3 separate regions of the Homo sapiens genome follow, and all the other regions are linked to region 1. A link is a contact called in ENCODE Hi-C or POLR2A ChIA-PET data. All regions are on one chromosome and are shown on one strand. Each heading gives the region's core, a stretch centred on a gene start or an enhancer-like site at or near the end of the contact. The rest is flanking DNA. Distances are from core to core; before and after follow the strand shown.

Region 1 (3,546 bases), core at 731-3,230:
GCTTCCCCATTGTCTGGAAGTACATTTTGAACTATATATATGGTCTTTTGTCTCTGTGCAGCTATTCTTAGAAAATAAACCACTGGGCACACTGGAGCCTGCCTGCAGCTACTGGGAGCATGTCCCAGCTACTCTGGAGGCTGAGGTGGGAGGATCACTTCAGCCCAGGAGTTCAAGACTGCAGTGAGCTATGATCCTGCCACTGCACTCCAGCTTGGGCAACAGACCAAGACCCCATCTCTTAAAAAATAAAAATAAAAATAAAAAAATTATTTGCCAGGCCAACTAAAATTTCAGTGAAGCTGGATATATACCATGGCAAATTGGCTGTAACAGGTCAAACAAGATGCCTCCTTCCTGGGGAATTCATGCACTTATAAAAGAGCAAGGGAGCAAGAGGAAAAAGGAGAAAGAAAGAAAACTTCAGCTGCTTACAAACTGAAAAGCTTAGAGAGTGCAACAGGAATATTATCTAGTATTCCGCTTCTGCTAGATTCCCACTTTCTAGGGCCTGCTTTTATAAAGCATTACACAAAAACAGGGACCATTTCCTTCAGGGACAGGAGTGAATGCAAAGGGTAACCGGACCTAACTAAATGGACTTTTCCCCAGTGGCTCAGCCCATCACCCACGACAAATGGGGCATTGAAACAGTCAAGGACTGCCCCTTCCAACTGGCAACAGAAATACCTGGATTCCAATCACCATGCTATTACACCAGGAAAACACAAGCTCTCCAGGGAGATGAACCTGCAACCCCATCTATTATTTCCCCTGCTAAGGTAATCCGGATCCGGATGCAGATCCAGATGGAAAACCACTAGAAATTCAAAGATGCTTCTCCATTTGGGGTGGAGGTGCTGGGGGGAGGGCAGGGAAGTAAGAGGGAAAAATCCTTAAACACCCACAAATACAATGCAAAAAAAAATTTTTTTAACTTGATACAGAATGAATATAAGAGCAGAGCTTTTATATTTCCCAGCAACAAGATATGACGCTTTTGGTGTCCCTACCCCCTAGCAAAAAAAGGGAGCTGGGGAAAAGGAACGATTGATGGTTATGAAACATGAAAGTTAACTGGGCGCTCCGCCTTGACGGGAGGCTTGGGGGAGAGGAAGAGATTTCAGATGGGGATGAGGCCAGATCCCGACATTCTGAGCTCACAGTCAGCCCGCAATGGCTGGTGGCGGCTATCGGGTCAAAGTGGGAAGGAGAGGGAGAATCTATGCAGTCGCCTAAGCTACGGAAAGCAGGGAGGACGGAGAAAAGCCACCGCTCCTGCAACTACAACCGCGATTCCAAAAGGAAACCGGGGCACCTTGGCAAAAAATGGGGGGAAAAATTAAAAAAACCCCACAAACCCCCCGCCCCTCAGGAAGAGCGATCTGCGATTGGGCCGCGCGAGTGTCACTCAAGGGCGCCGAGTCTAGAAAAGGCGCACCGCGGCCGGGCAGAGCTCCCACACGCCGAAGGGCTCCGAGGGGGTCAGGCCAATCGGCAGCCGTCACCCCACACCCCAGCCCATCACCACACTCAAGGGGCCGCTAAGACAGTGTCTCCTAAGTCTCGTCTCCTGTCCCCAGCGGCCTACAGCTCCCTGCAGGCTGGTGGCCGCTTACCTGGCCGCCGCTCCCGCTGCCGATGTCAGGGTCATGCAAGCGGCCTCTCGCGACCGTTACCCGAGGGAGCGCGCGCGCGCCCGGCGTCTCTCCAGTGATTGGCTGCCCGGAAGGAGGCGGAGACAGCCTCGCATGGCGCGCGCGTCCACCTCGCCGTTCCCCCTCGCGCAGCTCCAACCAAAGAGAGACATCCAACCCCGGGGGAGTGACAAGGGGGCGGGATTGCTGTGAAACTCTCTTCTCTGATTGGCTCTCTGGGAGCCAGCCGCTGCCACGAGGGAAAGAAGCTTCAGTTTCTCGCATGCGCAGTGAGTAAACATGAGCCTCTGGTAGATAAGAGAAACCGCGATCGGAGTACGGCGCGTGCGCAGATCAGGGATCGCGATTGCGAATCCTCCGCTGAGGTGATTTGGATATCCCTAGAACGTTGAGGGCACGAGTCGGGTCCTGAGACCAGGTAAGCATCTGCGGAGAAGCCAGGTAACCCTACGGCTGCCGACGACTGTCAAAGGCTCCGGAGAGAGGACTGCGAGCCGGGACGCCTGGGTTTTTCCCGACTTGCGACCCCGAGTGGCGCAGCCAGTTTACCTGAGGCCGCGCTGGCGGTGGGGTGGGGCCGGCCGTGACACCCGAGCTCAGTTTTCTCGGGACCTGGTTTACGCTAGGTGCTGTGGGTCGGCCCTGGGGCTGTTCAGGCACTCAGGGCAGGGGAGAGGAGAGACTACCGTCCTGGAGATAACGGTTCCACGGAGGCCCAAGGCGAAACGGAAGGATCCTCATGTACAAAACTGAGCGGAATGGAGCTGTGAGCACGCATCAGGTGCTGTTTCAGGCCTGGCACGTAGTAGAGGTCAGCACTGCCCTTGCTAGGCTTTTGCGGAGATACTCGTTTTTTTTTTAATAGACGTGGGGTGGGGGGGTCTCACTGTGTTGCCCAAGCTGATCTCGAACTCCTGGCCTCAAGCGATCCTCCTTCCTCGGCCTCCCAAAGTGCTGGGATCACAGGCGCAAGCCACCCAGCCCTACTTTTGAAGGACCAAAGGGAACTCGCTCTCCTCCCCGTGGGACCCCAGCCCATTTCATGCGCACTGTGCAGGCCACATTCTTCAGCATAGTTAACCTTTAAGGTCTTTCCAGCTACTCGATTTACCTCCAGGAGTTCTGGCTCACAGTAAAGGGACTTCCCTGGCACTATCACTTAGGCCTCCACAACCCAGGAAATGGATCTGCCCTTGGAATAACAGATCTGCCAGGAGGCGTTACATCTCATTGGAGCTTCCTAAGTATACCTACCAATTTTTTTTTACTTTTTTTATTTTTGTGGGGGAGGGGGGTAGGGGGGACAAGGTCTCTCTCTGTCACCCAGGCTGGAGGGCAGTGGCGCGATCTCGGCTCACTTTAACCTCTGCCTCCCGGGTTCAAGTGATTCTTCTGCTTCAGCCTCCCGAGTAGCCGGGAATACCGGTGCCCGCCACCACATCCGGCTAATTTTTTGTATTTTTAGTAGAGACGGGGTTTTGCCATATTGGCCAGGCTGGTCTCGAATTCCTGACCTCAGGTCATCCTCCTGCCTCGGCCACCCAAAGTGCTGGGATTACAGGCATGAGCCACCACGCCTGGCAATTTTCAAAGGGTAAATTTGATGTTATCCTATCTTTCATGATTTTTTAAATTATATTACATAATTCCAAAAGATATTTTATGTTTAAACCAGGACTTACTTCATTGAAGATGGTTTTATCTTTCAGTGTGAACCTGCTGGGAAGTCAGGCTATATTTTTGGCATCACAGTGATCTCCTTAGTACCTGATTTCACAGACCAGAATTATGATCCCACCAAATAACATGTTTTCAGTAATGTCATGGCTTATCAAGTACTTCTTAAATTGGACCATACCAAGTAAAATAATTTACAAGCCACTGTTGT
Region 2 (3,887 bases), core at 1,042-3,541, 780 kb before region 1:
TGAGACAGAGTTTTGCTCTTGTTGCCCAGGCTGGAGTGCAGTGGTGCAACCTCTACTCACTGCAACCTCCACCTCCCAGGTTCAAGCAATTCTCCTGCCTCATCCTCCCGAGTAGCTGGGATTACAGGTATGCGGGATTACAGGATAATTTTGTATTTTTAGTAGAGACGGGGTTTCTCTATGTTGGCCAGGCTGGTCTCGAACTCCCAACCTCAGGTGATCCACCTGCCTCGGCCTCCCAAAGTGCTGAGATTATAGACATGAGCCACCACGCCTGGCCCCATATTTTAAATTATTTAATTTTTTTTTTCCCTAGAGATGAGTTCTTGCCATGTCGTTCAGGCTGGTCTTGAACTCCTAGGCTCAAGCGATCCTGCTGCCTCAGATTCCCAAAGTGCTGGGATTACAGGCGCGAGCCACTGTACCCAGCCTCCTCATTTTTTTAAACCATTGCGTTGTAAGATCATAGTGTGCTATGATTTCAACAGATTCCTACCAATAGACATTTAGGTTATTTTCAGTACTTGCTACTACACACATTGCCACAATAAACAGCCTTGGGTGCATATATAGTATACTCGTATTTCTTTTCTTCTTAAAAATGTTTTTTGTCTTACCAAGAAGCTTGAATCTGAAGCGCATACAGTGTGCTTTTACAAACATAGTTGTAGGATTAATGCTTAGATTAGAACCACTGAATCTAAAATATGTACATTTACATTTTTAAAAAAATTACCCTCCCAAAAAAGAGTGAGCCAATTTATATCCCCACCAATAATGTATGAGAATGCCTGTTCCCCTCTACTTTAACCTTTCTTAAATGTAAAACCAATCTTACTCCATCAAATACAGGCCATCAGAGCCTACCTGGAAACAGCTATGCATATGTTCCTGTCAGATAAAGCCATTTGAATCCCAAATGAAATTCCTAAAGCTAAAAGGAGATAAGGGTGCCTAAATCTGCTGGGACCAGTCAGATGTTGAGGTTTATGCTCTGCTGGTCAAAAATTACCTTACATTTTATTAGAGTTTACATCAGTTATCACGATTTCAGCAGCTGGTCTAACTCAGACTAGCGGAGACAATAAGGAGACTCATTAGCTCACAAAACAGGACGTTTGCAACACGGTTCAGCTTCAGGGCTGGTTGATGTAGTGGCTCAAGCCGCTAAATTTCTCAAGCACCCAAAATCTTTTCTTCTCTTTCTCTGCCATTTGCGGAGGTGGCTTCATCCTTCATTCAACCATCCTAAGGTAAGATGGTTGCCAGAGCAATGGATATGATATATGATACATTTCTGTCTCATGCGTTGTGTGAGGAGACCACCAAACAGGGTTTGTGTGTGCAGCAAGGCTGTTTATTTCACCTGGGTGCAGGCGGGCTGAGTCCGAAAAGAGAGTCAGCAAAGGGTGGCGTGATTACCACTAGTTCCTTTAGGTTTTGGGATAGGCGGTGGAGTTAGGAGCAATGTTTTGCAGGCAGGGGGTGGATCTCACAAAGTACATTCTCAAGGGTGGGGAGAATTACAAAGAACCTTCTTAAGGGTGGGGGAGATTATAAAGTACATTGATCAGTTAGGGTGGGGCAGAAACAAATCACAGTGGTGGAATGTCATCAGTTAAGGCTATTTTCACTTCTTTTGTGGATCTTCAGTTGCTTCAGGCCATCTGGATGTATTCGTGCAGCACAGGAGATATGATGGCTTAGTTTGGGCTCAGAGGCCTGACAATTTCCTATTCATGCTTTCTTGTGGTTTGCTTTGCTTTTGCTTTTGCTTTTGCTTTTTTTTTTTTTTTTTTTTTTTGAGACAGAGTCTCACTCTGTCTCCCCAGGCTGGAGTGCAGTGGTGCAATCTTGGCTCACTGCCACCTCTGCCTCCCAGGTTCAGGCGATTCTCCTACTTCAGCCTCCCTAGTAGCTGGGACTACAGGCCTGCGCCACCACACCTGGCTAATTTTGTATGTTTAGTAGAGACGGGGTTTCGCCCTTTAGGCCGGGCTGGTCTCGAACTCCTGAACTCAGGTGATCCGCCTGCCTCGGCCTCCCAAAGTGCTGGGATTACAGGTGTGAGCCACTGCTCCTGGCCTTTCCTATGGTTTTCTAAGTGTGCGTGTGCATGCACACACACACGTGCACGCACACACGCACCCTCTGGCATGCATCTCCTTGGCCCAGGTGGGCCCAGATGGGCCCAGGTCTGTCCACCCTGAATATACCATGATCAGGGTAAAGTGAGTATTGCACAGTCAACTATAACATTCACTACTGTGCTTCCATTTTCAAAGACTGAAGCAGAGACTACCAGAAGTCCCGCCCCCCTCAAAGCCATTCTACCCTCTTCCTGTATCTGATTCTTCCTGCCATGTGACATCCAGAATGAAGACATTTCCTAACTTCCTGTGTTATTAGGGATGGCCATGAAAATAAGTTCTGGCCAAGCTGAAGTAGCCCATGCAACCTCTTGGAAGTGTGTGTGTGTGTGTGTGTGTGTGTGTGTGTGTGTGTAAGAGATGGAGGCTTGCTCTGTTGCCCAGGCTAGAGTATAGTGGCATGATTACAGTTCACTGCAAACTTGAACTCCTGGGCTCAAGCGATCCTCCGGCCTCAGCCTTCGAGTAGTTACGATTACAGGGGTGAGCTACAGTGTCCAGTCCAGGCAGTTTTCTTAAAGGGAGAGGGCAAACATTTATCTTTCTTTTCTCCCTCCTGCTGATAGGATGTGATATTGTGACATAATAAGAAATAGGCCGGGCATGGTGGCTCACGCCTGTAATCCCAGCACTTTAGAAGGCCAAAGTGGGCAGATCACTTTCGGCCAGGAGTTTGAGAGCAGCCTGGCCAACACAGTGAAACGCCGTCTCTACTAAAAATACAAAAGTTAGCTGGGCATGGTGGCACATGCCTGTAATTCCAGCTACTCGGGAAGCTGAGAAGGAGAATCACTTGAACCCGCGAGGCGGAGGCTGCAGTGAGCCAAGATCGCACCACTGCCCTCCAGCCTGGGTGACAGAGCGAGACTCTGTGTCAAAAAAAAAAAAAAATAGAAATATACATTTTGATCTTTGTTGCCCCTGGCTTCTGGCCAGAGCTCCTAAAACCTTTGCAGTTTCTAAAGCAAAAAATGTTAGGAGCATCTTTCGTTCTACCATTTGGTCTTTGACCCTGTCTCCTAATACGAGCGCCTAATCCTTTGGAATTTTCTGGGTGACAGGAAGACCTATTGTTCTAATGAAGCCAAACTTGGTGGGCTCTTGGATAGCTTCAGGATGGGGGCTGGTCACCAGAATGACCAAACCATGATTAGCATCCTGAAACTTTCAGCCTCACCCTCCGTCTTCTGGGTGAGGGGAAAGGGCTGGAGATTAAGTTAATAATGGATCACGCCTGCATGAAGAAGTCTCCATAAAGGCAGAGTGTGGGGACTCAGTCTGTAAACCTAGCACTTTGGGAGGCTGAGGCAGGAGGATCACTTAAGCCTCTGGAAGTTGAGGCTGCAGTGAGTCGTGATCATGCCTCTGCACTCCAGCCTGAGTAGTGACAGAGCAAGATGCTGTCTCAAAAAAAAAAAAAAAAAAAAAAAAAAAAAGGCTGGGCGCAGTGGCTCACGCCTGTAATCCCAGCACTTTGGGAGGCCAAGGCAGGCGGATCACCGGGTCAGGAGATCAAGACCATCCTGGCTAACATGGTGAAACCCCATCTCTACTAAAAATACAAAGAAATTAGCCTGGTGTGGTGGTGGGCGCCTGTAGTCCCAGCTACTCCCAGGAGGCTGAGGCAGGAGAATGGCGTGAACCCAGAAGGCGGAGCTCGCAGTGAGCCGAGACTGCACTCCAGCCTGGGTGACACAGCGAGACTCCGTCTCAAAAAAAAAAAAAAAAAGAAAGAAA
Region 3 (3,736 bases), core at 162-2,661, 810 kb before region 1:
AATTTACAGAGAAAAAAAGGCCCCAAGTCTGAGAAGCGACATGCCTGGGGATTCTTGCTAAAGGTTATCATTAAATCTAAAAGTCAAACAAACACATTCCTGACTCTGGGATACTCTCCTGATTCGTGGATACCATCGCTAACAGTAGTGACACAAATCAAATAATAAGAACAGCCAGAATCATAACCCTAATGACAGCAGTGGCCACAGCACTTAATACTTATAGAGCTGCTAGGGGCCACTGTCCTAAAAGAGGAAGAAGGCCAGGCTGCTGAATCACACACACACAATTACAGAATCTTCTCCACCCTTTGTTTTAAAAAACAGTTCACTGGCGCCCAAGTTTTGCTAAAAACAGGTATCTAAACCGATGACGGACAACGTGTAATTTCTTCATACCAAAGAGGTGGGGCTGTGCAGGGAGGAGGGGGTGGCGCTCGGCTCCTGCCAGATGGAAAAGCCACATGAAGTGGAGAAACAGCCGGATTCAGGATTCACCCCCGAATCAAAACCCGATTTTTGAAAGGCAGGACCTTCCAATTCGGGCAATCGCTAGGTTCTGCTTGTAAAATAACCTCTGAACAAGTGTCATCTGCCTTCCGCGCCAATCCCCTGCCGCGGTAGAAGGTTCGGATTACCGGGCAGCGGTGTGATTTCGGAAACCCGAGAGCGATCTGGCCACCTCCAGCCTTCCCCGGTCTCCGAGAATCACAGCCCCACTTGAGAGGAAAACAAAAGCCGGGGCAGCGGGGGAGGCCGGGCCAGGGTGCCCTCCATGCCGGATCGCGGGCGCCGGGCACCCGGGGCCTGAGGAATGCTCAGGTGACAGGCGCGGCGCCCGGGGCAACAGGTCCCGCCCGGCTTCGGCCTCCCGGGGTCCGGCCGATCCCACATCCGCCCCGGGGCCCAGGAGAGGGAGCGGGGCGCCAGGGAGAGAGCGGCGCCTGGGGCGGCGCAGGGGCAAGGAGTCCAAGCTCCATCTTGAGGCGGGCGGAGGAAGCGAAGGCCCGGCTCGGCGCTGACAGGGCCGCCACTTTTCCAGCTCCGGAGGAGCCCCCCAGGGACCCCCGGCCTCCGGCGCCGGCCACCCGAGACTCCCGCGGTCCCCTCCCGGACGGCTCCGGCGCGCGAGGCTCGGCCCCGCTCCCGGACGCCGGGCTTCGACCCCCGACCCGACCCTGGGCGGGCCCCGCAGGCCGGGAAGCCGGCAGGGGAGCAGGGGGTGCCGGGAAAGGGAGAGGGCCCGCGCCGCCCCCTGCTCACCTCCTCGGACGCCGCCGGTCGCCGCCACCTGTCCCACTGCAGCAGCAGCAGCCGCCGCGGCCGCCGCCTCCCGCCTCCCGGCTCGTCGGCTCGGGGCGGGGGAGAGCGTGACGCGCCGCCGCCGCCGCGGGGCCGGGCGGGCGCGCGCTGCCAGGAGAAGACGCCGCGCGGCTCCTCCCAGCGCTCCGCCGCCGCGCCCGCCCGGCCGGCCCGGCCGGCCCGGCCCCTCGAGTCCGCACCGGCCCTGCGGCCCGCGCCCGGCCCCGCGCCGCCCCGCCGCCTCTTTGTCTGCGCCCACCGCGGCCCCGGGAGGACCCTGGCCCCGGCGCGCCCGCCGCTCCGCCCTCGAACCCTCCCGAGCCCCGGCTTGGGGAGCAAGGTGCGAGGGAAAACCCACAGGCCTGCTCCGAGGGGCTTCTCGTCATTTCTGCAAAGTGTTCCCAGAATTTGCAAGTCACACCCAAGAGCCCCATTCAGCCTCGACCTCAGCCCGCTCTTTGGGGCTGATTCATTTGTTTGCCCTCCCCTTCCCGCCAGACAAGGGTGAGAAATCCTTTGAAACAGGCTGCAAGGCGCTTCCGAAGCAGGTTAAGTTGGGGATTGGGAAGGATCATCTCTGCCCTCGCCTCCCTCCAGGGAAAGACCCTGGATGAGGCGTCCCTGGAGAAAATGCTGAAAGGAACTGTAGAGCAGGTTAAGCTTGGGAAGAACTGTATCTGCTCCCCACTTCCCTCCGGGAACGACCGCGGGTTAAAAATCCTTTGAAACGATCCCAGGGTTTGCTCCGTTCGTTTGAGAAAAGCCCCTTTTATTCGCCCTGGCTGCTTGGACGGAAGCCCTGGTTAGTGTCCCATCCTCCTTCCCCCCTGGGATTTCCTTTAAAAGCTTTTGAAAGGGACAGGAGGGAAGGCTGCAACAGCCTGCTCGGGGCTGGGGTAGCAGAGGGCGGCCAGCATTTCACTCCCATGGACCATGGCAACCCCAGAAGCCTTACATCTCCAGGGAGGAATTTGCAGCTGTCGGGGAAGCCCAGGATTTTGTGGTGGATAAGGGGGCAGGGGCTTCCTCCTCCTTGCCAGTAGAAGAGAATAATCGGCGGGTGACCCCTCTAGCTGACCTTTATTCAAAGCACCGTGCTGCCTGGACCAGCAGGAAGAGGGAACTGCTCTGGTAATGCACGAAGTTCTGAACTATGTAAATTTGTCTCCTGGCCCCTCCTCTCCATTCATGTCTGAAATCCCTCGAAATGCTGTTACCTAATTCAACATCGCCCTAATTTACAGGCTGCAAGGTCAGGTGGTGGTGGTACTCCTGAAATCCCATATCCATATTCCTAATCTGAAAGGCGCGCCTCACCCCCTAATCTAAACAGTCTTCAGCTGTAATCAGCAAGCTGTGGAATCATAGATGTCATAGGATGAGGCACAGACCACTTCTAATGGGGGAGTTCAGCTAGGAACACTTATGGGCTTGTCTTTTCTTCTCTACTCAGTAGGCTGAGCCTGTCTTTATTAAAAATATTGTTTTGGGGCTGGGTGTGGTGGCTCACGCCTGTAATTCTAGCACTTTGAGAGACCCAGGTGGGTGGATCACCTGCAGACAGGAGTTCAAGACCAGCTTGGCCAACATGGTGAAACCCCGTCTCTAACAAAAAATACAAAAATTAACTGGGCATGGTGGTGCATGCCTGTAGTCCCAGCTACTCGGGAGGCTGAGACACGAGAATTGTTTGAACCCGGGAGGCGGAGGTTGCTGTGACCAGAGTTCAAGCCACTACACTCCAGCCTGGGTGCCGGAGGGAGACTCTGTCTCAAAAAATATATATATATATACACATGTATATATATATGTATATATATGTGTGTGTGTGTGTGTGTGTATATTTGCTTGTTCTCATGGGTTATTCTATGTCATTGTCATGTTCATCATTTGCTTATTTATTTATAATTATATCATTTTGTTCATCATGGAGTCTTGGCGTTAATTTTTTTTTTTTTTTTTTTTTTTGAGATGGAGTCTCACTCTGTCGCCCAGGCTGGAGTGCAGTGGTGCGATCTCGGCTCACCGCAAGCTCTGCCTCCCGGGTTCACGCCATTCTCCTGCCTCAGCCTCCCGAGTAGCTGGGACTACAGGTGCCCGCCACCACGCCCGGCTAATTTTTTGTATTTTTTTAGTACAGACAGGGTTTCACCGTGTTAGCCAGGATGGTCTCGATCTCCTGACCTCGTGATCCGCCTGCTTTGGGCTCCCAAAGTGCTGGGATTACAGACGTGAGCCACCGTGCCCGGCCATTAATTTTTATTTTTTAAAAAATATATCAGCCGGGCACAGCGGGCTGATCACGAGGTCAGGAGCTCGAGACCAGCCTGGCCAATATAGTGAAACCCCGTATCTACTAAAAATACAAAAATTAGCCGGGCATGGTGGCGCATGCCTGTAATCCCAGCTACTAGAGAGGCTGAGGCAGAAGAAT

What was found. A loop is a pair of places that touch in the nucleus more often than their neighbours do. ChIA-PET counts read pairs that join two places held with the same protein, here RNA polymerase II (POLR2A). Pooled maps may share reads with other maps.
Region 2: a loop to region 1 is called in a pooled map, with 5 times the contacts of the local background. The contact joins the enhancer-like site here to the promoter of MTRFR in region 1. A Hi-C loop is called at or near these places in 2 of 50 pooled maps. POLR2A ChIA-PET finds 5 or more read pairs at or near these places in 2 of 52 experiments (T-cell and naive thymus-derived CD4-positive, alpha-beta T cell).
Region 3: a loop to region 1 is called in a map with no recorded cell type, with 7 times the contacts of the local background. The contact joins the promoter of CLIP1 here to the promoter of MTRFR in region 1. A Hi-C loop is called at or near these places in 3 of 37 single-sample maps with no recorded cell type and 3 of 50 pooled maps.

What each region holds. Positions count from the first base shown.
Region 1 is chr12:123,231,456-123,235,001 of GRCh38, forward strand. MTRFR (mitochondrial translation release factor in rescue) reads left to right here and starts at 1,981. Exons shown (of 3, transcript NM_152269.5): 1 at 1,981-2,076. MPHOSPH9 (M-phase phosphoprotein 9) reads right to left here and starts at 1,686. Exons shown (of 24, transcript NM_022782.4): 1 at 1,620-1,686. RefSeq lists an enhancer at 1,459-1,698.
Region 2 is chr12:122,451,765-122,455,651 of GRCh38, forward strand. No RefSeq gene overlaps it. Among named protein-coding and RNA genes, the nearest start is that of CLIP1, 31 kb to the left of the region's middle. Within about 2 kb of position 2,292, at least 7 of the 41 ENCODE cell types and tissues checked have a DNase peak (open chromatin) inside an H3K27ac peak, as active enhancers do.
Region 3 is chr12:122,421,258-122,424,993 of GRCh38, forward strand. It overlaps CLIP1 (CAP-Gly domain containing linker protein 1), which reads right to left and starts at 1,412. Exons shown (of 26, transcript NM_001247997.2): 1 at 1,264-1,412. RefSeq lists silencers at 709-1,108, 1,129-1,478 and an enhancer at 2,588-2,687.